Linked DNA regions of Mus musculus: regions 1, 2, 3, 4, 6 and 7 are each linked to region 5. Evidence: chromatin loops called from intact Hi-C (ENCODE). Cell type or tissue: left cerebral cortex. All regions are shown on one strand. Region 1 overlaps Grin2b (glutamate receptor, ionotropic, NMDA2B (epsilon 2)). Region 2 holds the start of Gm25136 (a long non-coding RNA gene). Region 3 overlaps Grin2b (glutamate receptor, ionotropic, NMDA2B (epsilon 2)). Region 4 overlaps Grin2b (glutamate receptor, ionotropic, NMDA2B (epsilon 2)). Region 5 has its middle 22 kb from the start of 4930425L21Rik. Region 6 overlaps Grin2b (glutamate receptor, ionotropic, NMDA2B (epsilon 2)). Region 7 has its middle 79 kb from the start of Emp1.

Region 1 (4,000 bases), 260 kb before region 5:
CAATCCAGTGACTAATTACTGATCTCCTCTTTGATTTCCCCAGGAGGGGATTTGATCCCTCCAGGGGATGCAGCTCTCCTGAGGCCAGACCATGACCATGGAAGGAGGCAGCTGAGTCCCACTCTAGAAGAATGGGTTCTGGGGGTGGAGGACTTTGCATTGGCAGGGAACACAGACACTTGCTGCTGAGGAATTTGCATTATTCTTCTGCCTCCAAGAGCTGTTTGCCTTTCCCTATCTGAATTGACTGGTTCAAGCGAACCAGTCTGATTCAAGTGAAGAGGGAAGAAGAGGAGGAGGAAGAAGGAGGAGACAACCTTTATCTCTTGAGGGTCCAGCTTGTCCCAGACTCTTCAGTAGAGTATTGTGTAACCACTTTGGAGTCAGTGGTGGCACCCAGAGCAATCTTAGGACACCCTAACTTACCTGTAATTTCTGCTTCTCAGAAGCACATGTGCAAGCAATTTGGGGGCAGGAAGGGGGTGGGAATAGTCTTAGGGAATGGAAGTCAGGGGCATGAGAGTGACTCTGGCAAGGAGAGGCAATCATAGGTTTGAGATGCTAGCCCCTAAGGGGAGGAGTGACCAGATCCTACCAGGGCTTCTGGAGAGGCTTTGACCATGACATACACCTTGGATAGTCAATCCTCAGACTCTTGCACACTAATGTCGTTACACTGAATCCTGCACAATCTTTGGAGCTCTTGTGCAGTATTTTAGCAAACCCATCCTCCACCCCTTATCACCTCCTTTACTAGGCTTCTGTTCCAGGAGGGTAGTGACCGTACCTGTTGAGCACTTGCAAGAAACGTGAAGCATTTCATAAGAACATGCTGGAGAGGAAGTCCTATTTTCAGCCAGCTCCTAGTTCAAAGTCTCTCCCTTGACCTTCCCAATTAAAACAGATCTGTAAGAGTAAGGCTCTTCAATTGTAATTCTCTTAGCATACAAACGATTCCCTCCCGGTTGTAGGTCCTCTTGGTGGAACCGCATTGTGCAGCTCTGGTTATGCTCCACCCTGTGTCCCTGGAGAGCTGGAGGAGGAGCAGGCAGGTAATCCAGAAGGAAGAGTCCCATTGAGAGACAGTTGCATTGTGTAACAATTAGCAGTGTGTCTACATAAGGGCAGATTTCTTTCTTCTAGCCAAAAGAGAGGTGCTTTTCTTGTCTTCTTAGAGATTTCAGGAGAATCTTTTCACACTGTATACCTGGATGTCTCCATATGGGCCTTACCACCCAATTCTTTTTCTGTCAAAAATTTTACACATAAGTACCAAGATTTTTCATGGAGTCTCTCTGGAGTCTGGGGCTGTCCTTGTCATTATGCTTTAATACTGTGTGTAACTTTCAATGGTGTCCTTCAGTGGACAGTTGGTTGACTTAACTATTCCAGCTTCTATTTCCAAGGCTTACTCCCAACCTCTATATGTTTTTATTTCCAGAATCTACATTTTTCAAACCCCAAAGACCTAACTCAACCCAACCCATCAACCTGTGCTTCACTCCCACTGCAGTCCACTAGGTGAAAGTCTTGGAATTTGTGCTTCGAATATAGACTAGTAATTGCTAGCAGGGTTCCACAGTGTGGTCTTCACAGAGATCTACAATCCCATCTTAGGGCATTGATTTTTTTTCTTTTAACCCACTTTTATTCATGCTTTTGAGAATTCCATGCAATGTGATCATATTCACCCCCATTCCCCCCAGTAGCCCCTCCAAGAACTACCTCATACCCCCACCTCTGCAACTTTGCATCTACCTCTTTCAGCCATGGAGTACAATTTGTGCTGCACAGAAATTGACCGCAAAGCCTCTAATTTCTAGAGCAATTCCTGATGCTAATGATCTTTTCCATGAATTCCATGGAGACAGACCATGATGTTAAAAAAAAAAATTAAGCAATTGCAGGCAGGCCACAGGAGTCAGAAACCAGAAGACTCACCCAGGGAGAGAGAGAAAGTCGGTACTAGTGGTTTGAGCACTGGTGGAAGAAAGCAGTCTCCATCCTTCCAGAAAGCTCTGAAGAGTCCTTAGGACTGAAACAAAGACAAAAGACTGACACATTGATTCACAGACTTTAGCTCACACATTCCCACGTATAGTCATATATTTTTGAGTTGTATGTGCTAAAACAACCAGTAACTACTTTATCAGTGTCTAACATCCTCCTGGCAGAGAAAACTCAGGACAAGAAGCCAAAGCTACAAGACGCTGAATCCAGACCATACATACACCCATTGGTGAGATGCTAAATGAAGTTGGCTAAGTCTCAGGTGGAAATGGTCGCTATGGTCATACGCAGCCACAGTGGCAGAGGTGGCCAGGGTATTTGAAGGAGTTCAGATTAGTGCCTGACACTTAGCTCTGATTAAACCAACTTCATATCTCCTTTATGCTCTGAAAAGCAGCTGCTTAAGTTCCCTGTGTTCCTCCAAGTTGGGGAAGGAAGCACAACTCCCGGGACGGTACCACAACCCTCCCATTGTGGTTTAGACCTGCCTAGCATGCCTGTTTCAGCTCCTAAGCTAACTCTCATCCCAGAATAACCTCCCTTGTCTCCTTCAACATGTCTCCTCTCTCTCCCTAGCACTCTGTTGATAAAATCAGTCTCTTAAGTCATTGAGAAAGTGGAGCGACTCCAAGGAACATGCTCATTTTCATACAGATTTGTCAGCCAACTGCATCCCTGCTAGGACCTCCATTCTCAGGTCTGTTGCCATGGAGTTCCTTGCTTTTATCAGGGACCAACCTGTACAGACAGCCTATTCCTCGAGGAAGCAGATCTAGAATCTTGCTCTACATTCTCAGATGTGGGATCCCAGCCTTGTTTCTCTCCAAACCCTTTGCTCTTTCTCTTTCTCCCCGGTACCATTTCCACTAGGTATAGATGTACGTGTATACCTCCTGTATGGAAATTAAGAAGACCCTTTATCCACATCCTCCACTGACTATTTCCTCATGTCACTATTTTTTAAATAGCAAAAGCTCCAGAAAGACCTGTCTGCATTTTTTTCCTTCCTTGCCACCGTGTCTCCCAGTTCATTTCACATGGATTTCCATTCATACCTGATAAACAGAGCAGTCAGTCCCAAGAGTCAGTGTGCGCCAAATGTCCTCTTTGCAGGGTGTGATGCAATTGACAACTGTCTCCTTTAAATACTTTCTTTTTTCCTTTCTTTCATTTTGTTTCTTGTGAAACCATACTCTCGTGATTTTACTCCCATTTTATGACGCATTTCCTTTCAATATTCTCTGTTAGATTTATTTTTTCCACTTTCCACTTCTAAATAGAGATGGATGTGGCAACCCAAAGGGCTTTGTCTTAAAGTCCCCCTTGCTTTCTTTCTTGCTATGCATGAAGTGAAAATGTATTTATTCTAAAATCTGAGACAGTTGAACAAGTTATCATTATCTTAATAGACATCATCATTGCTTACCATTGTCCCAGATTCACACCAAAATTTACAAGATACCAAAGAGCTTTTCCATCTACTCCAGCAGTACACCCAGACACTCCATTATCAAATTTCCTTACCAGAGTGCTTTAATTATTCCAAGTGACTAGAAAGATTATAGACAAGTGAAAACACGATTTTATCCTGACAGCTAAGGTCAGAAAGGCTCTCCATGTTTACAAAAATATACCAAGTGAGTTCAATTAATCCGTGGCTTTACATATTCTTTTGATACAGCAAATCTCAAGTAGAGATCTCCCAACCAGGACTCCTCTCCTGCACTCTCTAGGCCATCTTGGCCACTAGATGCTCCTACACATTGTGTGATGGGCACCTAAAATCCAAGGTGACAGATAGGAACATCTTTCCCACTCTGAAATTCACACTTTAATCTTCATGCCCAGGAAAGGGATGGGTGGAGTAGCTCAGATGCTCAAATGTTCCTTAATTTATCCTTTTTCTCTACTACCAAATTCAGACTCATGCACAAACCACTAGAGCTGCCTTTTCTTCACATGGGAGACTCTCCTATCCTTCGGGCATCAA
Region 2 (4,000 bases), 110 kb after region 5:
TGTATTTCACTGTGAACTTACTATTCTCCTGCTTCAGCCTTCTGAGAAGCTGGGCTAAGGAAGAGAATATATTTTGTTTTGATAGGCTTCTGTGCACAGGTCTGGGGATAGAGAAATTCAGTAGATGCAGAAAAATGTGATTAAAAATAGCACAAAGACTTTCCCCACAGCTTGTTCCTCGCTTTCTCTGAGTCAGGTTTTACTTTGCCTATTTGCTGGTTCATTTAAGCAACAGTTGTCTCCCCGCTAAGCTCCTTGTTAAGGGAGCTGGTAGGAGATGACTAAGCCAAAGCCGTCTTTTAAAGGGCCCAGGAATCATGCAGGAGTCCAGCCACTAGGCCTTTACAGTAGTGCGGGAATCAAGCAAGGCATCCCATGATCTGTCACTTTCATTCCTCACAGCCCTGAGGCTTCCACTTGCTCTAAGAGTCTCTTTTGCAAATATAAGGGACTCCCCCCACCCATCCTTCCAGTGAGAAAGTAGCCTGAGGGTACACTTGCCCTGAGCCTTCTGCCAGACTTTTCCTGGAGAATAATGGGGTGGACTCCCCAGGTAGAGAAAGCCTGCAGGGAAAATGCCCCTAAGCAAGGTCTTTGTCTACTGCAAACGCAGCCACTGGTGTCCCTGACGTTCACTTTCCTGTGTTTGAGTCCCTGCTCTCAGGGGCCATCTTGCTCCAAGGAAAGCTGACATTGAGGACTAAATGGGTTTTTCCTTTAGCCACAGAAAGGCAGATTCCTCTTGTCCGAAAGAGGCAGAAATGGCACCTGAGTATACGCGTTACCTAATTTTCTACCATAAGTTACCAGCATAGAGTCATCAAAAACTTGCTTCAAAAAAAATTCTGTTCCCATGGAATACATTATATTTAAGTCCTAAAGATGCCCTGGGAAGCCCAAATTCAAGCTTCGATCGGGAATGTTTGCTTGGTATTAGCCTCAGTCCCAAACTGTAGTAGGTAAATGTATCCTGTAAAAGGGGCGGAGCTAACAATGGGCGACTGCCCCCTGCAGCCTTTCCCTCAATATGCCTCCATCTCTTCAGCTTCTGCTTCTGCAGACTCCACAAAGATGAGTGCTTCCTACACAACAGGTAAGTGAGGGCTCGAACAGGAAGTGTCAAACAACCAGTTCATTGGACTGTGTGACTTCCGCCCATCATAAGGCCTGGATCTAGACGTGTCCTACGTCTGTACAGTGGGAGCCCTGGTGCTGCGATGTCAATAGAGCTGTTGCAAGGGTTAAAATCCACCCCCCACCCCCAGCAAACCTCCGCCAACTGGTGAGAATTATATTTTTATTATGATAATTACCGCGGATGTCCAGATTCCAGGCAGAGCTGCGCCTGCGCTGTTTGGCTCTCGCCCACTCTCCATCTGTTTCTCTGAAGAACAGCGGAAGAAAGCTCTGGAAAGGCAGCCACAGACTGACTACAGAGTAGGTCGTGAGAATGGAGCAATGCTGTCTGTCCTGTGTGGCCTGGGTTACCGATAGGCTCTGGTCAGCGGGAAGGCATGGACTGGGCGTAGACCTTCCTAGCGAAGCCAGGAAAACACACTCGTAACAGACTGAGAGTGAATCTGCCCAAAGGCCGGTTGAAAACGGTCAATTCTCTATTCTACCGAAGCTATCCCTAGTGCTGTACCATAGCGATGTGTGACTCACGTAGATGTGCACAGCCCCCTACTTCCCAGACGACAATGAGAGGAGTTGATCATGTCGCGATGCAACCTACCAGCGCTCCTCAGTGTGAGGGTGGAATGTGCTCATCAGACTGTGGGAGGGGCAGGGGAGAAGGCCAGAGTCTGCCCTCTCTCTCTCTCTCTCTCTCTCTCTCTCTCTCTCTCTCTCTCTCTCTCTCTCTGTCTCTCTGTCTCTCTGTCTCTCTGTCTCTCTGTCTCTCTGTCTCTCTCTCTCTCTCTCTCTCTCTCTCTCTCTCTCTCTCTCTCTCTCTCTCTCTCTCTCTCTCTCTCTCTCTCTCTCTCTCTCTGTCTCCCCCCACCCCACCTCCGCTGGGTGCCTTGTTCTCTGCAAACCAACATTTATTAACACCGGGCCTGTCTAACATGGCTTCTCAACGCCTGTTCATTCTCTGTTCTACCTGTCTTTCCATCCCCGACAGCCCAACCTTTTCTCCCTAGCCCAGGCATCTTCCCAGCCTGCCTAGATGGAATGAAGAAAACTCACAAGATGGCCTTATGAACATCTGGAACACATCTGTCCACTGCCCTGAAACTGATCCCAGGTGGTGCTGGAGGGAAAGAGTTAACAACACTAATGAATAAGCCTAATTGATTACTAAGCACCATGAGCCTGGTGATAATACCCCATTGGAATCCTGCCAATCCCTGCCATTGGAATCCTGCCAATCCCTGCCACATAGCTACAGGCAGCTCCGTTTTGCTGGGGAAACAGGAAATGCAGGACAGCTCAGAGTGTCTGAAGCAGAGAACCACGGAGGACTCTGGATCCCAAGAGTGCTAAGAGTTGAGTAATAGAAGTATTTAATCTATCTCGATTGCATCCCTGAGGCTCAGCATGACGTCACCGCATTTCCAGCTTCACGATGATAACTATCTCTACCGCTCCTAAGGGTGAGACTGGCCGGGAGACAAAGGACCCCAACGAGTCCAACTGTTCTGCCTCTTTTCCTCTTGAAGTTAGAAATCCAGGAAATAAATCTCAAAGGCCAAGCACTCAGTCCATGGATATTTGTTATATAAGTAGAGATGGCCCTGGTAGTATTTTGAGGGATAAAGGTTTTATGACACCATGATTTTTTAAATGAATATTTTAAAAACATTTCATTTTATTTGTGTGTATTTGTGGAGGTCTGGGTGCCGATGGAAGGCAGAAACAGGTTTAGGGTTCCTTGGGGCTGGGGTTACAGATGGTTGTGAGCCACCCAACATGGGCTAGGGGATGAACTCAGATCCTCTGCAAGAGCAGCAACTGCTCTTAACCACGGAGCCATCCCTCAGCAAACATGTTGGGATGCCATCTCTTATCTATTACTGTTTCAGGTTTTGATGGTGTGCACTTTTTTTTTTTTTCCTAAAAAGCTAATAGTATAGAAAGGGAACATGGATCTTTGTGAAGATTCATTTACTGTCAAATAGCTGATTAGATACCTTGAAAATGTCAACTGATTAAACAATTAGATCCCAAATAAGATACACTTTATACTGAACTTGAAAGAAATCTCCAAGACCAATTTAAACCAATGATCACTACCGCCCCCTAAAGGGTGAGTTGGCTGGTGGGCGTGGGAAATTCAAGGTAATTGAGAGGGTAAGAATGCCTGCCCTAAGGGCAAATCCTGATGGCATATCGCTGTGGGGATATTAACCGAGGAACAGTAATAATATGGAGATATTAAGCCTGAGATGCTTGCAAGTCTCCAAAGAACTCATAGCCACTGAGGAGGAGGAGACCGTCTCCTAGAGCAAGAACAGGCAGATGCTCTCGAGAAAAGAGATCCTAAATGGCTTTTCACTTAGGACTTCTGGATTCCCAGAGATTAACAGCATGAAAACCCTAGCTCACAAAGCAAAGCCACTGTAATTGAGAATCAGGTCATATAGGACCAGGGTCAAGCAGACACCACCCCACTCCTGTCCCAGGCACAGGCCTAGAAAGACTGGCCAGAAAGAAGTGCTTGAGGCTTCCAGCCTCTCCCTATTCCTCAGAGAACAACTGGACCAAGGTGAAGCTGGACTCACTGTAGAACTGGATGATACCTCCTGTTTACACAGGAGAGAGTCTGAGTGGGAAATTGCTTTCTGTGCTGGTGTGGAATTATAGAACAAAGCTCCAGTTAAGTTAAAGGTGGTGCTGGAGTCACCAGCTCCTTTGAGGTTGAGTTCCAGCAGGATATCCATCATTGAACAGGGAATAAAGCTGAAGACACTCAGGGAGAATGGAAGTCAGGAGCCCCACTACCTCACTGCTGAGTGGCCAAGAAAACCCTACTGTTAAATAATTTAAATTATCAAATATC
Region 3 (4,000 bases), 190 kb before region 5:
GCAGTCCGAGGGCTACACAGAGTCACGGGAGTATTGGAAATACTGTTTAGACTAAGCATTCTGTGGCCTCTCAGTAGCCTTTCAATAGCAGCCGAAGCACATAAGGAGGCACACCTATTTATGAAACCTCAGAGCGTGTCCTTGTGCTCTTTGATATACTTGGATCCTGTTTCATTGTAATAAACCACAACTTTGTGGTTGGTCATAAAGGACTCCCCTTTATGGCTTCTTCCATCTGCGGTGGATAGACCGGCTTATAACCATAAAGGAATTCCTTCCACAGGAGAACATTGTTTAATGATAAAAGACAAAGCCAGATTCAGGGTTGCATATAAAGGAAATGTTGGCGAAGAGGGAGACTGAGTTACAGCAACACCTGATACGTACATAGTGTTTTGTGGCCCACAGACATTAACATTCCCACAGTGTGACTGGGCATGAGCTTTGGCTCCACCCTGGAACCTCTGGGGAGTGCTAACTCTCAGATTCTACCAGGAAGCTCTAGAGATGAAGTCCGGTCATCCGAGGCTTAACCTATAAAACCCAGGGATGGTTTATAACAGACATTTCTTTTCCCGGGGGGAAGTATCTGTTTAATAGATACTTAAGCTGCTGCGCTGCTTCTGTCCCCTACTCTCATTTTATCTCCCAGCCATTAAGCTTTAAAAGAAGACCAAATCTTTATCCTTTCATAAAGGAGAGAAGAAAGCCATCAGCCCAGCAGGAAAGAGTTAAGACCTGTCCCAGTGGCTCTAGGAGACTCTAAGTGGCCCACAGAAGATGAATGCACCAAGCACTCTTCTAGGGATTGGCAGAGACCAGGGGAGGGCAGTTTTGAACAAAACTGACCCCTTCCCTGGCTTCAGGGAGCTCATTTCCTGGTGGGCGGGGCTAGGGAGCTAACACATGAGCAAATGAATGAATATAATACCAAGTGCTCTGGGAACCGTGAGCCAGGATGCGGTGGCTCTGAGCCATATGGTCCCAGCCTCAAAGGGCCTCCTGGAAATGCGATTATTCATAGAGAAAGTTGCTACTTGTATGTGTACCAATTGTGAAACATTATTTGGGGAAAGTTTAAACCATGACTGACTTCAAGTAAACATTTAATTTTTTAAAATTATGCCGATAGACCCTCTGCTGAAATTTTATAAAGCTGTTGTGCCGAGACTTCAGGCACATTCCTACCCATGGAACGGAGCAATGTGGTGTTAATATTTGATCTCCTTTTGTTGTTATGCTGTGGCTAGCCCATAGAGAATGAGATGAATTTTTGTAACCATTTCAATATTTATGCTTGCGTTTCCCAACAAAGCATGAATGTTCATTGTTCACTACGAGCTATGTATGGTAAGTTGCCTCTCTAATCTGCTGTCATAAGCGAACATGACATCTTTTGGCTTTCTTTCCTGACTGTTAATTATGGCAATTATGTCACTTTTTTACTTGTCCTCACTTGACCCTGTAGCATCCCAATGTGACCTTACACAGGGACGTGGTGCAGATGGATATAAAACAGGAAGTTCTCTGTCTGTTTTTAGATCATAGATGTGATCTGTGTGTCCTATAGGAAAGATGGGACATCTAAAGGTTAAATTGGCTCCTAGCACTTAAGGATTCAGATTTCTGTAGAATTCTGGATTTCAGAATCTTCTAAATATCAGAGAGAGCAGCAGCAGCAGCGGACTATCGCCCTTCTGGAGCTAAGGAGAGCAGTCTCCTTTGGCTGCACTACACGTTCTCCATTTCCACCCCTGGAGACACTGGAGAGTCATCTCCAAGAACAGAGAAGATTTCAGAAAGCACCCATTCCTTGTTTAAGAGCTAAAATGTGTGCCTTGGGAAAGGGCACACTGGGATTAAGGGGTACCCAGTTTATCTGGCCTTTTGGTGCCTCCCTGCAGTTCATCTTGAGGTCTCTAGAGGGCGACTGAGACTTCTGTGCTATGTCTTCGAAGTCTGAACCACCTCAGTCTGTAATACACTAAGTCTCCCATTTCACCTTAGAAAACAATAGACACTGGGTGAAGGCCCCTCTATTTCTCAGGCAACAAAATATAGAAACAATATGCCACCATTTAACACCTTAAAGCGTTGCAAGAGGATTTGGAGTGATCCAAAAGTACCAGTGGGCCCAGAGGAGAAGGCTTCAACCAAGAGTAAGGAGGGCTCAAAAAGGTATGTTGGTGGGGAGTAAGAGAAAGAAGTGTAGAATTAAAAACAAACAGACAAACAACAGAAAAATAAATAAAAACAAAAACCCCACTCCCCTTAGAATAGGAAAATGCCGTCACATCTTAAATGTAAAATGAAAAAAAAAAAACTGACAGCGATTAAGGGAGGAAGGGAGAGAGAGAGAGAGAGAGAGAGAGAGAGAGAGAGAGAGAGAGAGAGAGAGAGAGAGAGAGAGAGTGTGTTAGTTCAGCGCTCCAGATAGAAAGGAAGAAGGTAATGGCATTAATTGCTTGTATATTTGTGCAAGTTCTAAATAAGGATGTGAGGGGAGGGCCTAGTCTCTCTCTGTTCCAGGAAAGTGGCATTTTAGATTCTCCCACATCCTACTCCTGAAGTTAGAAGCATTCCATCTCAGAGTGGAACTGGTTCTTCAGAGAACCACAAGGATCATGTAGCCACATTTCAGAGCACAGACAAATCCATCCCGACTGGCTTTTCTGCAGTCTGTGAGAGTCTGGCCTTTACCCCCCTGTGCTGTCAGCATGCAGTCAGCTTTAGTCTAAGTCCGCAGACATAGGTGAAGGACTCAGTCATAGAGACCCCTGCATCAGAGGCTAAGAGAAAAATCAAGGCGAATGTGACAGCTCACTCTCTCTCTCTCAAGGACTGTGTGCACTTAGCAGAAGGGATAAGAAGGTCAAGAGGCAGGGAAGACTATGAGGAGCATGCTGCAATGAGATACTCCCTGGACATGGCCCCTGCTCTTACCAAAGTTCTAGCTCAGCCTGCTTCCAAGTGTGGGCGGAGCTTGGAGATGCAGGAATGGGATAAGCCAGAAGAGATGGGGGCGTAGCTTAGAGATGCAGGCATGGGCTAAGCCAGAAGAGATGGGGGCGGAGCTTGGAGATGCAGGAATGGGATAAGCCAGAAGGGATGGGGGCGGAGCTTAGAGATACAGGCATGGGATAAGCCAGAAGAGATGGGGGCGGAGCTTAGAGATGCAGGCATGGGATAAGCCAGAAGAGATGGGGGCGGAGCTTAGAGATGCAGGCATGGGATAAGCCAGAAGAGATGGTGGCGGAGCTTAGAGATGCAGGCATGGGATAAGCCAGAAGAGATGGGGGCGGAGCTTAGAGTAGCAGGCATGGGATAAGCCAGAAGAGATGGTGTGCTGCTGCTTTTGAGATGAACTTGTACGATGAACTCCTCTCTTGGATTACTCTTTCTCCGTCTCATATTCCTTGATCTGAAGAAAGCTCACCATACTGTTGCAGAAAAGCTCTCTCACATGAGGAAGAGCTCTGGTCTCTGACCAACAGCCAACAAGGATCTGGGGCCTGCCAGGTGCCATTTTCCAAGCCGCCCAAAAATCTGACTGTGGGTTTAGTTACAACGTCCAACCTGCGGATCCAGCCAGGCTGCACCTGGATTTCTGGCCCATGAAAACTATGATTTAAAAAAAAAAGTAGCCGGGCACACGCCTTTAATCCCAGCCCTTGGGAGGCAGAGGCAGGCAGATTTCTAAGTACATGGCCAGCCTGGTCTACAGAGTGAGTTCCAGGACAGTCAGGGCTACAGAGAGAAACCCTGTCTCAAAAAACCAAAAAATAAATAAATAAATAAATAAATAAATAAATAAATAAATAAATAAATAAATAAATAAATAAAGTGTTTTCTTCGAATGCATTTTGTGGTGAAAATTTCACAAAGTCATAGATAATAAATGAAAAGGATTTAGAGAATAAAATGACATTTCTGATTTTAAAATTGTGGAAGGATTTGAGACTATGATTTTAAATTGGTCTTCATGAGGCAGGTCACAATG
Region 4 (4,000 bases), 160 kb before region 5:
GTGAGCTGTGACTCCCACAGACTCATATTTCTGTCTCCTGCCTAAGGAATCCTTTATCTTATATAAGCAAAATGATGTTGAAAGTGGAGGCATCTGGATGCTTTGCCTTTCCCTAGAATATTTGGCTTGTGGCTTGAAAGATGAGGCAAGCAAGACAGTGACAAACCCTAACGGGGGTTACAGTGATTTTAGTTTCCTGCCTCGATCACCCCCGTTTTCCTCATTGCAGTGTCAATATACCCAATAGGACTGAAGGAAGAAAGGTTTTCTTTGTTGATGGAATGCAGAAATGTCAAGCCAGAGACCACAGCTATGACTCTGGGCTACAACATGTTGAAGGAGAATGTCATGGTAGCAAGAACCTATGAAGGAGTGATGATTCACTTCATGGGTGTCAGGAAGCAGAGAGGACATGGATTGGGGATTTTTCTCTGCATTTTGATGAATGGCCAGCAGCATCTCAAAGGAGGAAGGATTTCTTTGGGCTCATAGTTTCATGTCAGGGAAGGCACGGCAGTGTTGATGGTGGTGGGAGTAGCTTGGTCCAGGGTGGAGGGAACATTGGGATTCTTGCTCATGTCGCAGAGGATGGAAACCAGAGAGAACTCAGTCCAGAACCAAGGCTAGCCTGAACTGCTCAGAGCCCACCGCCCCCGTGTCTCACATCCTCCAGCTAGACCCCACCTCCTACAGATTCTCCTCCCTTCCATAAACACTGTCACCAACTGGGAATTTAAGTTCAAGCACATTAACCTGGGGAGGGACATTACATTTTCAAACTATAACGGAAGGACAAAACTCAGCGGCCAAGGATCCACCCAGTGATCTAATTCCTCAAGTTAGTCTCCACCCTCCACAGCTCCCAGGCTCTCCCAAAATATCTCTGCCAGCTTGGGACAAGTGATTCAACACATGAGCCTGTGGGGGGTGTTTCGTATTCAAACCACAGTGGCAAGTATAGACGTGGAATTTTATCTGTGCCGCTCAACCTAACTTCACCTTCACTTTTATTCTAGAACCTTCTAATGTTACACTAAACGTACTTAGAAACTTCTCTGCCTTGCTCTTTGAGCTTCATTTAAAGCTTTAAATTGGCAGAGGCTTTTCAATTCAGTTGTCATTTTCAATGAATATTTTTTTTTCAGTCAAATGGCTTTAGTTAAGTTGAGGGACAATTTAGTTTTAAGGTGAGGAGCACTGAGGCAATTTAGTAATTTAATTCCACCATGTGGTCTGGACATGAACCCAAGGCCTGGGGACTGGTGCCTCTCTGTTAATTAATTCTCTATGTCAGACATCTGGGAAGCCGCCTCTTCCGCTTGGTCTGAGTTGACTAATTAATTAAGCTGTGTTTGTAAACAGGCATTTTCTCCCCTAGCCCTTTTTTTGTGATCATCTGTTTCTTTAGCCACAAGCTGATGACCCTACTTAATGGCAAACTACCTAGCCAATAATTCCAATCTCCTACAGGCTCCGGACAGGTCGTTTGGAGGCTGCCCAGCACTGGGCAAATCTGGGCATTGGAAGAAGGTCAGTAAGGATTGGGATTCAATTAAGTCATTTATTAATTATGTGGCTGCAGGCGAATTGTCTCACATCACAAAATGTCAGTTTCCTCGTTCCCTCCTTCAACCCTTACCGCTTAGCCTGGGACCTGGAGTGTGGTTGACACTCTCTATACTCCAGGTATGCCTCTCTGAGGGATCTCCCATACTAACCTTGACTTTGTGCTGAGCTCAGGGATGGCTAGCTTCAAGCTACTTCTGTTTGCATTATTATGCTGGTCTTTCTCCAACCCATTGTTGATAAGCTGACAACTGTTGTGACCTTTACGCCTTACAGAGAGAGAATCCGTTTCTGCAATGGGAATGGACAAAATCCCAGAGCTAGCCAGAGATGGAGCATGACCGTTGTCTTCATACTCCTGGCCTTGAGCTTCTTCCTTGGAGACCAGGTTTCCTCCTGACCTTCAGCAGAATGTAAAAGGAGGTGCTAAACACTGGGAGTGGGGCAGGAGGAGAGTTACAGGAGTGCTGCCTGAAATAGCACCTCATTAAAGAAATCAATGCTAATCAGTGATGCTCACGGTGGCGAAGCACCTGTTAGCCATCATCACCCAATAGGAAGGAGCTTGCTGCTAGGTCCCCTCCCTGGAGCATCTTCCCTCGACAGCCCACCTGCTTTGGCTAAGTACGTTGTCAGCAAGTGATGTAACTCAATGTTTCTAACTAATTTCAGTAACATTTGTACATCGGCAGTTCCATATATGACCGGTTGTATTATCAGCTTTGTGCGATAAGAAAGATACATGTATACATATAGCCAGATAGACATAAAATTACAATCTCCCATTTTTACAGTAAGCATCTAAGAGGCCCAAAGGTTAGAATTGTCACATTCACGAGGCTCTTCAGTGGGAGAGGTGGGACTGCTTCCGCAGCTTCCTATTGTAAGGTTAGTTCTGTTTCAATGGACTATAATTAAGAAAGATGTCAGCGCTGTGCTTACTGAAGAAGTTTTGCTGTTCTTGTCTATTAGTTTTTGCTTGCTTTTCCCTCTTATGTTGCACATGGGTGTTGCACGTGTGTGTTCTACATATGTGTGCACATACGTGCACTTGAATTTGAAGGATGAAAGACCATCTTGGTGCTTATTCTCAGTCATGGCCCACCTTTTATTGTGATCGGGTCTCTCACTGATCTGGACTACACAGGGTAAGCTAAATTGCCTGGCTAGTAAGCCCTGAGGACCTACTTGTCGCCACCTTCACAGCTCTGGCATTCCAAGTGTGTGTCACCATATCCTGCCTTTAAAAGTAGGTTCCGGGAATGGGACTCTGACTCTCGTGTTTGCAAGGCCAGAATTCTGATGAATGAGCAGTCTCCTAACCTCTTTACTCACTTGTTGGTTCTGCCTGGTATATGTATTAAAGCTTTCCCCTAAATAATATATTTTGATACATTTCTGCTACTTGGCAACTACCTTCAAATTTGATGGCATGAAACAACCACCCTTTTCCCATTCTGCTTTCTTTAAGTGGGTGGCTGGTTTGAGTTGGGATTAGCTGTGTGGTCCCTGGAACAGACTCACAGGGCCTCATATATCTAGCTAGTCACCTGACAGTTAACCAAGCCTGAATAATCAAAATGGCCTCACTGTTGTTTCTGATGTTAACACTGCATCTCAGAAGGGATCCAGCCCCTCCAACTTATCCTCAAAGAGGCTCACCGAGTGCTAAGCCCTGTTAGCAGGATTCCAAGAGCATGAGTCCTATGTCACCATTGCTCAGCAAATCTCCACACATGTCATATATTTTTGATATCCTATTAGTGAAGCAAGTCACAAAGCCAAATCCAAAGTCAATGTGACAAAGCTTATACGAAAGCATCAGGAAAAAGATCCTTTTTGGAAATGTTCACTGGCTTGTTTTGCTAATGTTTACTCAGTGCCAATCGAGGGATTCTTCCCTCCCTATGTCAGGCATTAAGGGATATAAGAAAATAAAATTCAGTCCTGCCAACATCTCCTGGTCTTCTGAAAAAGACCAACACAGTGATGTTCTTTGGCTAGTTTGGTAATTGCGATATACATGGGAATTGGAAATGCCAAAGAAGGAGATCTCAAACTCAAATCCACCTTAGGGCTATGGTAAGCAGAGACTTTGGGGTGACTGTAGGCATTGCCTAAGTTGAACCCCAAGAGCAGAGTGAAGTTCATCCGGGGCACTAGGGGACACCAGGGGGTTGGGGTAGAACATGCCGTTTGTATGAAGACATTTGAGTCAGTGAAAGCAGAGAGTGTTGCTATCAAATGCTGTGCAGAGGCCAACGATACTGAAGTGGCATGCTGAAGAGAAACAAAGGCAGGAATGAGGAGACAAGGAACAAAGGTGAGGAAAACATGTCTATCTTTCCACTGAGGTTGGATGAAGGTGAATGACGAGGCACTGGTGGCCTGGGAGAAGCACACGGATGGGAAAGTTCTGTGTTTTAGAGAGATC
Region 5 (4,000 bases):
AGTGTCATCACTAGCTAATTGGTGGGGAAGACCAGTTGGCCTTGATCTACAAAGTTTGTGCTGAAGCTATGAGTGTGACTTCCAGGTCAGCAAAGGCTTTGCCACACTGGAGAGTGGCCCTCCAGGCAGAGGAAGCAGCCTGTACAAAGGTCCCGATGTCCTGGAGAACATGAAGTGGCAGAGGGGAGGGACATTTAGCAATGGCCAAGGAGGAGTAGAGATTAAAACCAAGAAAGGCCAGATCATGAAAAGGGTCTTTTTTTGCCAGGCACAAGTAGATGTCACCCACTAGGTGATAAGAAACTGCAGAAGACAGTTTAGGCAGCATTGACGGAAGTAGGGGGAATCTCCCAGGTAGAGTTTGGAGGAGCAGAAGTACATTGGGCTCTGCTGCTCTGGTCTGTGCTGCCTGCTGCTCAGAGTCTCTCTGCAGATGCAGTGGACCTTCAGGTCTTCCTGCCCCCTTTTTACTTTCTTAATTATTTAATTATCTATTTATCTATTTATTTACATCCCAAATGTTACCCCCTTCTGGTACACCCTTGCAGAGTTCCTCCCTGCCCCCCTTCACCTCTGAGAGAGCAGTCCCCTAGCCTGCATTCCCCCACTCTGGTGCTTCAAGCCTCTGCAGAATTAGGTGCATCCTGCCCCACTGAAGCCAGACAAGGCAGCCCTCTGCTACATAGGTGCCTGGGACCTTGGACCAGCCCATGAATGCTCTTTGGTGTCAGCTTAGTCTCTGGGAGCTGCCAGGGGTTCAGGTTAGTTGACACTGCTGGTCTTCCAGTGGGGTTGCCATCTCCTTGAGGGCCTCCAAACCTTCCACTAACTCTTCCATAGGGGTCCCCTCCAGGGTATGTGAGTATCTGCATCTGTCTCAATCAGCTGCTGGGCTGAGCCTCTCAGAGGACTGCTATGCTAGGCTCCTGTCTGCAAGCACAACATAGCATCATTAATGGTGTGAGGCATTGGCGCCTGCCCCTGGGATACATCTCAAAAGGAGTTGGTCATTGGTTGGCCACTGAAGAGCCTCTGCTTCATCTTTGTCTCTGAAATTATTTTAGACAGGACCAATTTTGGGTCAAAAGTTTTGTAGGTGGGTTGATGTCCCTATCCCTCCACTGGAGTTCCTGTCTGGCTACTGGAGGTGGTCTCTTCATGCTTCATATCCCCACTGTTGGGCCTTTTGGCTAAGGTTACCTGCTTTGACTCTTGTGAGCCTCCCTCATCTTGGGTCTCTGGGATTTTCTAGAGAATCCTGCCCCCCCCCCGCCCCCTGTCCCCCGCCCCCACCTCCAGCAGCTGCATAGTTCCATTCATTCTCTTGGCCTTCTGGACTCTCTCCTATCTCTTCCCATGCCTGATCCTTCCCCCAATTTCCCTCATCCTCCCCTCACTCACCCAAGTGCCTTCGTCCCTCTCCCTCCCTCTTCTAAGTGGGATTTAAGCATCCTCACTTGGGCCTTTCTTCTTGTTTGACTTCTTTGGGTCTGTAGGGTGTATCATAGGTGTTCTGAACTCTTTGAAGGCCTCTAAGTTGCCAGATTGCAGGTGGGTCAGGGAAACTGTCAGTCTCACTGTTGATGGCAGCGCTTGGATGACAGGAAGAGGAAAGAGACTTCTTTTTATGGAAGGGATGGATTCTTCCTTGACAACAGCTTTTAGAGCCTTGCTTAGTAACAGAAAAGCCCCCCTCCCACTTCCCAAGCTCTCGGCAGCAGCTCCCACGCAGGCCCCACCAGCTCTCAGCCTGCCAAAGGCACCCCACTCTGAGTCTGAGACTGCTGAAAGGACTCCCAGGGGAAGCGACATCTGTGCACCCTCCGCCACGCATGTGTGTGGGCATGTCCGGAACTGCCCCCACTCTACCAATGAAAAGTAACACATTCCAGGGCTCCAGGAAACTGTGCTGAATCCAGTCCCATGAACGGTGGAGGCTTGACAGCAGCAGCACCTATATCCAAAAGGGAGCAAGAACAGAAAACCGGGAGAGCCACATTTTCACCCCACCTTGTACCCATTTGTTGAACGAACGGAGATGATCACCGAGTCTCGGTCCACACCTCTTAAATAGAGACAGAAGATACCTGCTTTTCAGAATCCTTTGGAGAATTATAAAACAAATGTCTGCAATGTGCCTCATGTAGAATTTTGTGAGGCCCACATACTAATTTAACTAACACAGCTGAGGCCTCCCAAGAGCCCTGCCTACCTTCACTCCCACACATGTTAAATCAACTTTATTTATTAGAACTAGCGAAACCTACTAAGTTTTAACTACTGTGGAAAGCTTTAGGGGCGATTAAAGTATGCAATATTAAATTTGTGTGATAAGCCGGGCGTGGTGGCGCATGCCTTTAATCCCAGCACTCCGGAGGCAGAGGCAGGCGGATTTCTGAGTTCGAGGCCAGCCTGGACTACAAAGTGAGTTTCAGGATAGCCAGGGCTATACAGAGAAACCTTGTCTTGAAAAACCAAAAACAAAACAAAAACAAAACAAAATAAAACAAACCAAATTTGTGTGATAACCCTGTCCTGGGTTGGTTGCAAAGGATGTAGAATGGACTGTAATACTTAGAGCCTGGATTTTCACATACCCACTTAAACTTGAATTTTTAGCATTGATAAGGTCCTATAAAGGAAGGAAAGAACACACTGTTCAGCTTAAACCTAAATCAGATAATCTTGATACACAGCAGTCCGCAAAAGTGGTGTCCATGTGTGTGTGTGTGAATGAGGGAGTGTGCACAACCCCAGCTACTGTAATATGAACAAAGAACCATCCTTCCCCAGGACACAGAAGGATGACAGCTGAAAGCCAGTTCCTGGACAGGCCACTGTCATCTCTGAGATAGCAACTGTCACCTGCTCTCAAGTCATTGATCAAATAAAAAGGTAGCCACAAATGTTCTGTGACGATGTGTAGCATGGATGGATGCCAGAGAAGCCAAATACAATCCAAACTGTAGTTTTAGTGGAAGACAGAGGGTGGGAATAGGAGATAGGAAGGTCTTTCAGGCTGCAGCATGTGGCAGGCCATCCATCTGTCCCCTACCAGGGCCTGTAAAGAAGAAGACAGAAGAAAAGTGTTTCCTGTATAGACCAAAGATCCAACCCTGCCCACCCGTCCATTAGATGCCTTTACTTGGCTTTGCGCACTCCCACCTTGTATTTTACCTTGTTACAAACATCCGCACTTAGTCTATCTATAAGTTGGTTTGCTAGCTGTGGGCAGCCTTAATCCCCATCCGTGTGCTGCCCATGAACGTCTGTTAACATGGGCTGCCTTGCAGTATATGCTGGTGCAATGAAGTCCCACGTGGGAGTAACAAACCAATATCCAAATTATTGGATTTAAGTTCCATTCCCTGAGACATAACACATGCCCAGTGCTACTTTGCTGCTAAGAACCTGAGATTGGATGGGCCATGAGCCTAAAAGAAAAAAAAAATACCACTGTCTGCTAAAAGAATGTAGCAAAAAAATGACTCCTAAGGACATTCTGTGTACTTATAGATCAGTGTCTCTCTCAGTTATCATCAGAGAGGCTTCCTCTTGCAGCAGATGGGAACAAATACAGAGACCTACAACTGAGCAATGTGCAAAGAGTCAAAGGCCTTAAGATACTCACTCCTAAATGGGATGCCTGTCTCCACCAACACTCAGGGAACGGTGCAGAGGAGGAGGCAGAAAGATTTTAAGAGTTGATCAACAAAGTTTTCTAGATACAATAGGATGGGCCCATTTATGAACTCACAGAGCTCTGTGACAGAATACACAGAGCCTGCACAGGCCTAAGCCAGATGGGATCCCAGAGCTGGAGGGGAAGTAGACACAAGCCCCTATACCTAACCTAGAAGCTATCTCTAACTGACAACTGCACAAAGGGGAAAAAAAAAAAAAAAAAACCAACCCACGTAAGTGGCAGGTCTCATGCCCAGCAGTACATGGCCAACCCCAAGCAAACTCTGAGACTCAATGGTATTTTTGGAGGGTTGTT
Region 6 (4,000 bases), 260 kb before region 5:
TGGCTCTTGTGCTATAGAGGCGGGGACTGTCTGTATCGCTGAAGTTAAAGCCCTGGAACTGCTTGGAGAACGTGTAGGCAGTGGTCCTCATCCTAGACTTCAAAGGATGCGGAATAAAAATAGCTAAGAAGCTGATATTTCTCCAAGTGGGAATAATCACATGACCAAAGATTTAAACTCAAAACTTGACAGAGAGGGTCATGTTGCTATCAACATATCTTAGTGGAACTGGGGAGAAGAGATGACAAATGAGGATGGATCACAGTAGAAGAGCCTTGTTCTTTTCACAGACAACAGGATATACTGGCAAGGAACCATCTTGGGAGTTGGCTTCTAATCATTTTAATTTTGTAGTTTTAAATCAAGTCATTTATTCTCTCTAGGGCTTGGCTTATTTTTTTTGCAGAGAGAAAGACAGACAGACACAGAGAGACAGAGACAGATTGAGAAGCTTTTGGTAAATATCCTACGTGTGAAGAAACAAGGACCAGTTGGGGGTCACAAAGATAGCTGGAGAACGTTGACTATTTTAGAATCTGGTAATGGCCTATATACTGCTAACACAGGCTTGAACAATCAAAGCCGGCTCTTAGATGACTAATAAGGAAACACATGAGGGAGAGCGATTGACACTGGAGCCTGTTTCTCACACAAGATGCAGCTGATTCTAAGCTGAAGCTGTACCGGCTCCTGCGGTTGCCTTGCAGTGCCTACAGCTATGAATGTGAACTTCCAGATTCATCAGTGTAGAGTTGGCACGGCTGTCGGCCGCCGAGCTGAGAGAAGATGAGCTCTCTCAGGAGAGCATGCTGAGAAGAGGAAGGTGTGATTCAAGCTGAATTCCCCAGCATTCACAACCATGGGAGCGGGAGAGTGCGGACAGTGTTGAGCAAAAGTCACAGGCCTGATGGAGACTGTGGTCACCAGCTGAATCGGGGCATAGCTTTTTAAAGCCATTAAGGAAAAAGAGTGGTGTCTGATATGGTATATAAGGTGGACATTATGCGGTCATGTGCCTTCTTAATTTTTCTTCTCTTTTATGCAGCTATCATTAACCACAAGTTGATTGTTTATGGTTTTTAAATCAGGCAGCATCTAGTTTTTGATCACCTTAATTTGTTTACATAGCATAAGGAAGAAATTAAAGGGACTGAAAGGTTTTAAAACAATCCCCAGTCACCAGGTACAAGAAAAAGTTGGTGAGGAAAGAGTTTAACATTCAACTGTTGGCTAAAATAAGATTTAGAGCCTTTTGTACAGGACTAGAAGCCACAGGGACTCCTCGCCATCCTGGTTCCTGCACCTGTTAACCCAGAGCTGTGGCCAGTTACCTAACCTCTGTGAACTTGGTTCCCCAGCTGTTCCGCAGAGGCAACACTAACTGTATCACACTGCCCTTCTTATCTGTTAAATGAGAACACACCAAAGCTCCTTGCAGAGGGCCCTTGAAGAGAGTGTTCACAGCACAGTCAGCTTTGCTATTATTATCTAATTTTACTTGTTTTATGGCACTGCCTCTGTTCCTATTGGCGTTAATAACTGAGAAGTGAGTGGGGAATTATATTTAGAAAGTATGATCATTAACGATGATATTTTCCTCGTCCTTTTGGGAGAGATGCATTTCTTCCATTCTCATCTTGTAAGATGCGAGTTTATATGAAATCCAGGCTCTTACTTGTTCTTGAATTTCCCTTGCTATGGGATCTGAGCTGAAATGCCAGGGAAGGGGCCAAGAATGGTGGGGCTGAAGCTCCACCAGTTTCTATCAGAAGGTTTTATTGAGGCTGAAAGAGGAAGTCATCTTGAAAGGAAAAGAAAAGTGACTATTTCTCCGAGCAAGAATGTGTGCGCTGACAATTTCGATTCTGCCCAGAGACGCTGGCATTTCGTCTCCGGGGGCGGTTCTTATGTTTCCAACAGTGTTGCTGCCGCCCATAGCATGTTCTCTACTCCTCACTCATCTCCTCCCACCCCCCTCCCCATATGTCTTCCTCTTTGTCTCGCCCACCCCACTCCTGCCTTCTCTCTGTCTCTCTCTTATCCTGTAGGTTATTTCCCCTCAGCAGCCGGAGTGAATCCTCTCACAGAGGAGTAGTCTCCAAATCCACCCTCCATTCCTTCAGCCATCTCTTTTCTGGAAGTTCGTGAAAAAAAAAGGGAAGTGGGAAGCAGTCTTCTCTGCTTGTGCCCTGCACCTCTGTGTTTCACTTTCTTCTGAAAACTGAGCTCCCCCCCCCCATCTTCTTTATCTTTCTCAGTAATAGCAAGTCCTTCCCTGTTCCTCCAAGATTGTCTCTCCATGAATAAATTATTCTTGGCCCTTGAGTTATCTGGCTTTGGAAATCGTTATCATGATCCAAATCTAGGACAGTCAAGAGTGACATCAAGAGTGACATCAGATTAGAGGTACAAGGCTGGATGTGGTGGCTCTTGTCATCTTTCAGTCTATAGAGGCAGGAGGATTAGGAACTCAAAAGCAACCTTGGATAGCTAGCAAGTTCAAAACTACCCTAGGCTACTTGATACCTTACTCCAAAGCATTTAAACAAACAACGATTAAAAGAACAAAGGAAGAAAGGCCCCCAGTTCAGGGGTGGATCAGAATGGCTGGGCAAACCGGTGGAGTTAGGAGACGGTTTATAATCATGGCTTTAAACTAAGTCATTTGTTCTCTTCAGTTCTTTGTTTTGAGAGAGACAGGGAGACAGAGACAACCAGAGAGATGAGAGAGAGAGACGGAAACAGAGACATAGAGAGCTGGAGACTGTTGACTATTTTAGAATCTGGTAATGGCCTGTACAGTGCTAACACAGGTTTGAACAATCCAAGCTGGCTCTCAGATTACAAATAAGGGACTCCATGGAAACTGACAGCTACACTTCAGGATGGATTAAAGCACATGCAAGACAATATAATATGTCTTGATATCTAAAACTCTGATTTGTTCTTTATTTGTCTAGTGTAAGTAAGGCAAGCACTCAGTTGCACAGGAAAGGGTGGCAACACTTTGTGGGTTCGTTAAGTGATAGAGCATCAGGAAACCAAAGGTCGGTTCTCACGATGTAAAGCAATTCCCAGTCTCCTGGAAATTGCACCAACTCCTCCTCTCTGATGTCAACCACTTTCTACACACGATTTTAGGAGGGCTACTGGGTGTGCTGTTCTTAGAGTGTCTTCAACAGCCATGGGCTGCTGAGTGAAAGGAAAACGGAGATAATTCAAGTTGGTCTAACAGTCAGTTATTTGTTCATCCATTCATTCTCTAACCACTGTCTCCCAGGGGTCAGCCATGCTGCTTGCTTTGCAAGTAGAGAATAAAATGCACACACTCCTGCCCCTTAGAGTTCCTGGTCTCTAATAATGCAGGTGGCCGCTCACCCACGATGCTACATTAGTAGCAGTTATGAAAGGGCTGGGGACCGCATTCTCCCATGCCCAGGAGAAGAGAGGCCTACAGAGGTATGTTTCTATGGATGCCAGATTCTCTGTTATTACAGTTTTCCATTTTATGCCACAAAGCTCTCATCTTGAGCCATTAATAAACAGGAACACAGTTTACATTTCTTAAGCCTTTTACTCCCAGCCTCCTCTGTTCCCAGCAGCAAGCGCAGCGCTGGGTCCTCCCACCTTGAGAAACAATGACCATCTGAGTCTATATTTGTGTCATGGTTTCACAGACTCTGCTGAAGGAATGAGCACACCGTGCTTTTAACAGGACTAATCGCCATCATTACTGTAATAACAAGATTTATAGTCTTCTTATGGTTTGTCAGGCACCCTCGCATCTACCACTTGGCCACTCCAGAGAGTTAGAGCAGCATGCTGTGGCTTTACAGCTAATGAGTGAATAGCCAGAAACTGGATTATGCTGTTCTGAGCCCCAGGTGACCAGAGGGAGTTTGAACATTCCCAATCCCAAGGCTTCTATTCCATGGCATGGATAAAGTGGAGAGCTACTGCGTGATGATAAATGTACGAATCAACTGAAGAACTCAAGGGT
Region 7 (4,000 bases), 200 kb after region 5:
GGAGAAATAATGGACAATTAGATACTTGCTAGGTGACTTTTCCATAAACAGATGTCTTTTTTTCCCAAGGTAGGGTACCAACAGCAGACCAAAGGAGTGGGTCCCATCTGTGTCCAGTTTGATAAAGCAATGTGTTTATTTCAGTAGTATGGCTGACGGGGTACTCGCTGAAGTATGGTGAGTCCAAAGGTTGATGCATGATTATCATGGAGGGAAGCAGACATGCGTGATACTAAGCAGTAGCTGACAGCTTTACATCCTGCAAGTAGTGAGAGAGATCTCAGAGCCCACCCCCAGAGACACACCTTCTCTATCAAAGCCACATCGATTCCAATAAAGCCACACCTCCTAATCTTTCCCAAACATGTCCACTCCCTGACAAATAAGCATTCAAACTATAAGAGCCTGTGGAGACGGTACTCATTCAAACCACTACAAGGAGATAGCTACATAGCGTGGTTCTAAATGAAAGCGTGGGGGTCAGCCAAGAGCAGCCCCTGGAAGTGTAGGAAAATCAGCAAGTGGAAAAATGAATTCAGAACAAAATCCTGAGCCACAGGAGCGAGAGCTGGCCTGGGTGCTCTGAGGCCGTGGGCAGCTCCTGCCCTCTAATTCAACAGAGCCAATAGAATGGTACACCACAGGGCATGTCCGCAGGACAGAGACTATTCAAATGACCTTAAAGGTCCCCTGGGACACAGAACAGTCTAGTCTCAGAATCCTAATGCATATCTCATGGAGAGACACTACCTCTGAGAGTCTAATCTGCCACTAAGTTACCAGAAGTAAGAGGTGAGAACATGGGTTCTCTCTCCTGATTCTTATGCATCCATCCATTTGCTCATTCCTTTAGTCATCTATCCATCCATTTATATAGACTTTCATTCAAATGTTTGTGGAGGCCAGAGACTGGCACTGATAGTCTTCTCATGCTTCTCTTAACCTTGTGTTTTGAAACAGGGTCTCTCATTGAATCTGGAGTTCTCTGGTGCAGCTAACCTGGCTGGCCAGCAAGCTCCTATCTGTCTCCTCAGCACTGGGACTCCAGGCGCAGAGCACCATGTCTGGCTTTATATGTGAGCACTGGAGATGTGAACTCGGGCCCTCATGCTTGCATAACAAGCACTTTACCAACCGAACCATAGCCCCAGTCCCTATCGCCCCAGTGCCCATTCTGGCAGCATTTTATTTAATAGTTAATATGTACCTGGCATGGGGTCTTTGCTACCGGGAGGACAAGATAATTGTAGTTTGTTTTCCTTCTCTTCCAGGCAAGATTCTATAATGCATGACTCGGGTGTCAGGAATCTCCTCTACTGTCCTATCCTTTGATGGGTCAGCTAAGAGTTCCTTTGGACACTATAGGAAACACAGACACAGGGTCCAAATGTCACAGAGTCCGCTACTGCCAAACTTAGTCTTTCCATATCCACCTACCCACTTTCTGAAGCCACAAATGAGAACAGGACACAACGTACTTGCACTGTAGAATTGGGGACAGATATACCCAGCTTCACCTTACCTTAGGCCTCTGAAGACTGACATATGAGCTGGTTCCAATGGTACCTCACACGAAGGGGTATTTACCTAGAACATTCCTGTAGCCCCTTCCCTCTGCCTTCTGTCCCTCCCTCCCGCCCCCTACCTCTGTGGGATTTTCATCAGTCCGCCATACTCTTTACAATATTTTCCGAATTGTGTTTGTAGGTTGTTAATGGTGGCAGAACTCTGTATAATTATCCCCCAATTCATCAGTCTCCTTAACAGGCAAATGCCTTTTCCCCCAATAAGTTTCACTGGCTGAGGCACGGATCTCGTCCTTGTTGCTACGGAAACCAGAACGTTTCTCTGTTTTAATGGTATGTTGAAAGTACTGCTAGTGTGCATGTGCACATATGGTGCCTGCTGGCTTTATCCACCATTTCTGCCTTCCCTACCTCCACTGACCTGCCTGGCATTGTCCCCACATCACATGCTTTCTAATGGTCCCCCTCATCCACAGCCCCGCTTGTCCCTTCGCTGCCTCACACCCTGCCTCCACCTCCCCCCACCCTTCCATCTGGTGTTCTCAGCTGCCTGAAAAGAAATACCAGTTGGCTTTGCATGAAATTGAAGAGGGAGAGGGAAATAGAAGGTAATTGCAGAGACAAAAAGGCTTTGACCAGCCAGGTGTTTTCTGCTGGAAGGCCCGTGCCTTCAGCTAGCCACCTTCCTGGAACAGGGACAACTCAGAGAGGGACAAGAGGGTGGAGTGTGAGAGGCTCCATGCAGGAGTAAAGGGACCAAGTTTCAGATCTGGACAGCACCATCTGCTGCTGCTGTTCTTGGGCACCAATGAAGTCAGCTCCCTCCAACTGTCTGTGTTTGGCTCGGGGTTGAGGGGACCGCTGGCGGTGGGGAGGGCTCTGTTGAGACTTATTTGTTTGTGCATTTACCCAACAAGCTCTTCCTGAATGTTCATTCCATGCCAAGTGCTGTTCTAAGCACTGAGGAGATGCAGACGGCTCATCTTCAAGCTGCATGACCTATTCTCAGGTAATCACCAAGACAGCACAGAGAGGGTAAGAGGCTGTGTGACATCTGGGAAAGAGACGGGTTAGTTCTGAAACCCTGAGCCACAGCTCCTAGCTATAACACTGTGTAGCTGACTAACTGACTGCCTTTGAGGCTATTTCCTTTTCCTAAAAAGTAGTGCCACTGTGGATCCATCCCATAATCAGCCACCAAACCCAGACACTATTGCATATGCCAGAAAGATTTTGCTGAAGGGACCCTGTTATATCTGTCTCGTATGAGGCTATGCCAGTGCCTGGCAAATACAGAAGTGGATGCTCACAGTCATCTATAAGATGGGACACATGGCCCCCCAATGGAGGAGCTAGAGAAAGCACCCAAGAAGCTGAAAGGGTCTGCAACCCTATAGGTGGAACAACAATGTGAACTAACCAGTACCCCCAGAGCTCGTATCTCTAGCTGCATATGTAGCAGAAGATGGCCTAGTTGGCCATCACTGGGAAGAGAGGCCCCTTGGTATTGCAAAATTTATATGCCCCAGTACAGGGGAATGCCAGGGCCAAGAAGCAGGAGTGGGTGGGTAGGGGAGCAGGGTGGAGAGAGGGTATAGGGAACTTTCAGGATAGCATTTGAAATGTATATAAAGAAAATATCTAATAAAAAATAAATAAATAAAGAGCTGTTAGATCTGAGTGATGACTGTTTATCCATATACTCAGTGTCTTAGCATCCCATTGTTGTAAAGAGACACCATGACCATGGCAACTGGTATAAAGGAAAACATTTACTTGGTGTCTTGCTTACAGTTTCAGAGATGTATAGTCCATGATCACCATGGCAGGAAGTGTGTAGCTAAGAGCTACGTTCTGATCTACAGGCAGCAGGAAGTGAGAAAGCCTGAATCTGGCAGGGGCTTTTGAAACTTCAAAAGCCCACTCCTAGTGACTTTCTCCAACAAGGCCACACCTCCCAATCCTTCTAAACCTTCTCAAATAGTGTCACGCCCTGATTCAAATATACAAGCCTATGGAGGCCATTCTTATTTAAACTATCACATTCCACTCTCTGGCTTCTGTAGGCTTATAGCCAAGCCTTAACACAAAGTGCATTTAGTCAAGCTTCCAAGGCCCCCATAGTCTTTCAGAGTCTCAACTTCAAAGTCTCTTCTCAGACTCATGCTCTCTTAACTGTAGCCTCTCTGTAAACTCAAAACTAAAGAGCAGATTCCATACTTCCAATATACATTGGCACAGAATACACATTACCATTCCAAAATGGGGAAATGGAACACAGTGAGTGTGCTGGGCAGTTTCCTGTCAACTTGACACAAGCTAAAGCCATTTGCGAGGAGGAAACCTCAATTAAGAAAATGTCTCCATAAGATTGTGTGGTAGGCAGGTCTGTAAGAATTGTTCCTTATTACTGACTGATGGAGGAGGGCCCAGACCATTGTGGGTGGTGCTATCTCTATGCTGGTAGTCCTGAG

Evidence for each region. A loop is a pair of places that touch in the nucleus more often than their neighbours do. Peaks named below come from ENCODE experiments on the same cell type or tissue, not always from the same donor. Only the 100,000 strongest peaks of a DNase experiment are listed, where the experiment ranks them.
Region 1: a loop joins it to region 5, with 4 times the contacts of the local background. A loop is called at or near these places in 3 of 42 quality-filtered maps.
Region 2: a loop joins it to region 5, with 8 times the contacts of the local background. A loop is called at or near these places in 7 of 42 quality-filtered maps.
Region 3: a loop joins it to region 5, with 4 times the contacts of the local background. A loop is called at or near these places in 2 of 42 quality-filtered maps.
Region 4: a loop joins it to region 5, with 2.5 times the contacts of the local background. A loop is called at or near these places in 2 of 42 quality-filtered maps.
Region 6: it touches region 5 in a loop (4-fold over the local background); 3 of 42 quality-filtered maps call a loop at or near these places.
Region 7: a loop joins it to region 5, with 7 times the contacts of the local background. A loop is called at or near these places in 15 of 42 quality-filtered maps.

The regions. Positions count from the first base shown.
Region 1 is chr6:135,891,038-135,895,037 of GRCm38, reverse strand. The region is part of intron 5 of Grin2b (glutamate receptor, ionotropic, NMDA2B (epsilon 2)); the gene reads left to right. Among named protein-coding and RNA genes, the nearest start is that of Gm14330, 41 kb to the right of the region's middle. In left cerebral cortex, a CTCF peak has its summit at 1,541; DNase peaks (open chromatin) are centred at 109 and 2,643; H3K27ac peaks cover 3,369 bases.
Region 2 is chr6:135,524,341-135,528,340 of GRCm38, reverse strand. Gm25136 (a long non-coding RNA gene) reads right to left here and starts at 1,798. Exons shown (of 2, transcript XR_001785388.2): 1 at 1,314-1,798. In left cerebral cortex, a CTCF peak has its summit at 3,255; DNase peaks (open chromatin) are centred at 227, 1,370, 1,664 and 2,381; H3K27ac peaks cover 2,489 bases.
Region 3 is chr6:135,826,072-135,830,071 of GRCm38, reverse strand. All of the region lies in intron 6 of Grin2b (glutamate receptor, ionotropic, NMDA2B (epsilon 2)), which reads left to right. Among named protein-coding and RNA genes, the nearest start is that of Gm14330, 24 kb to the left of the region's middle. In left cerebral cortex, a CTCF peak has its summit at 1,916; DNase peaks (open chromatin) are centred at 936, 1,923, 2,577 and 3,006; H3K27ac peaks cover 3,656 bases.
Region 4 is chr6:135,794,424-135,798,423 of GRCm38, reverse strand. The region is part of intron 6 of Grin2b (glutamate receptor, ionotropic, NMDA2B (epsilon 2)); the gene reads left to right. Among named protein-coding and RNA genes, the nearest start is that of Gm14330, 56 kb to the left of the region's middle. In left cerebral cortex, no CTCF peak of the experiment used is centred here; DNase peaks (open chromatin) are centred at 506, 538, 876, 2,098 and 1 more place; H3K27ac peaks cover 3,797 bases.
Region 5 is chr6:135,634,653-135,638,652 of GRCm38, reverse strand. No RefSeq gene overlaps it. Among named protein-coding and RNA genes, the nearest start is that of 4930425L21Rik, 22 kb to the left of the region's middle. In left cerebral cortex, no CTCF peak of the experiment used is centred here; a DNase peak (open chromatin) is centred at 1,803; H3K27ac peaks cover 1,939 bases.
Region 6 is chr6:135,897,343-135,901,342 of GRCm38, reverse strand. The region is part of intron 5 of Grin2b (glutamate receptor, ionotropic, NMDA2B (epsilon 2)); the gene reads left to right. Among named protein-coding and RNA genes, the nearest start is that of Gm14330, 47 kb to the right of the region's middle. In left cerebral cortex, no CTCF peak of the experiment used is centred here; DNase peaks (open chromatin) are centred at 6, 736 and 1,913; H3K27ac peaks cover 3,766 bases.
Region 7 is chr6:135,439,653-135,443,652 of GRCm38, reverse strand. No RefSeq gene overlaps it. Among named protein-coding and RNA genes, the nearest start is that of Emp1, 79 kb to the right of the region's middle. In left cerebral cortex, no CTCF peak of the experiment used is centred here; DNase peaks (open chromatin) are centred at 2,040 and 2,254; H3K27ac peaks cover 1,884 bases.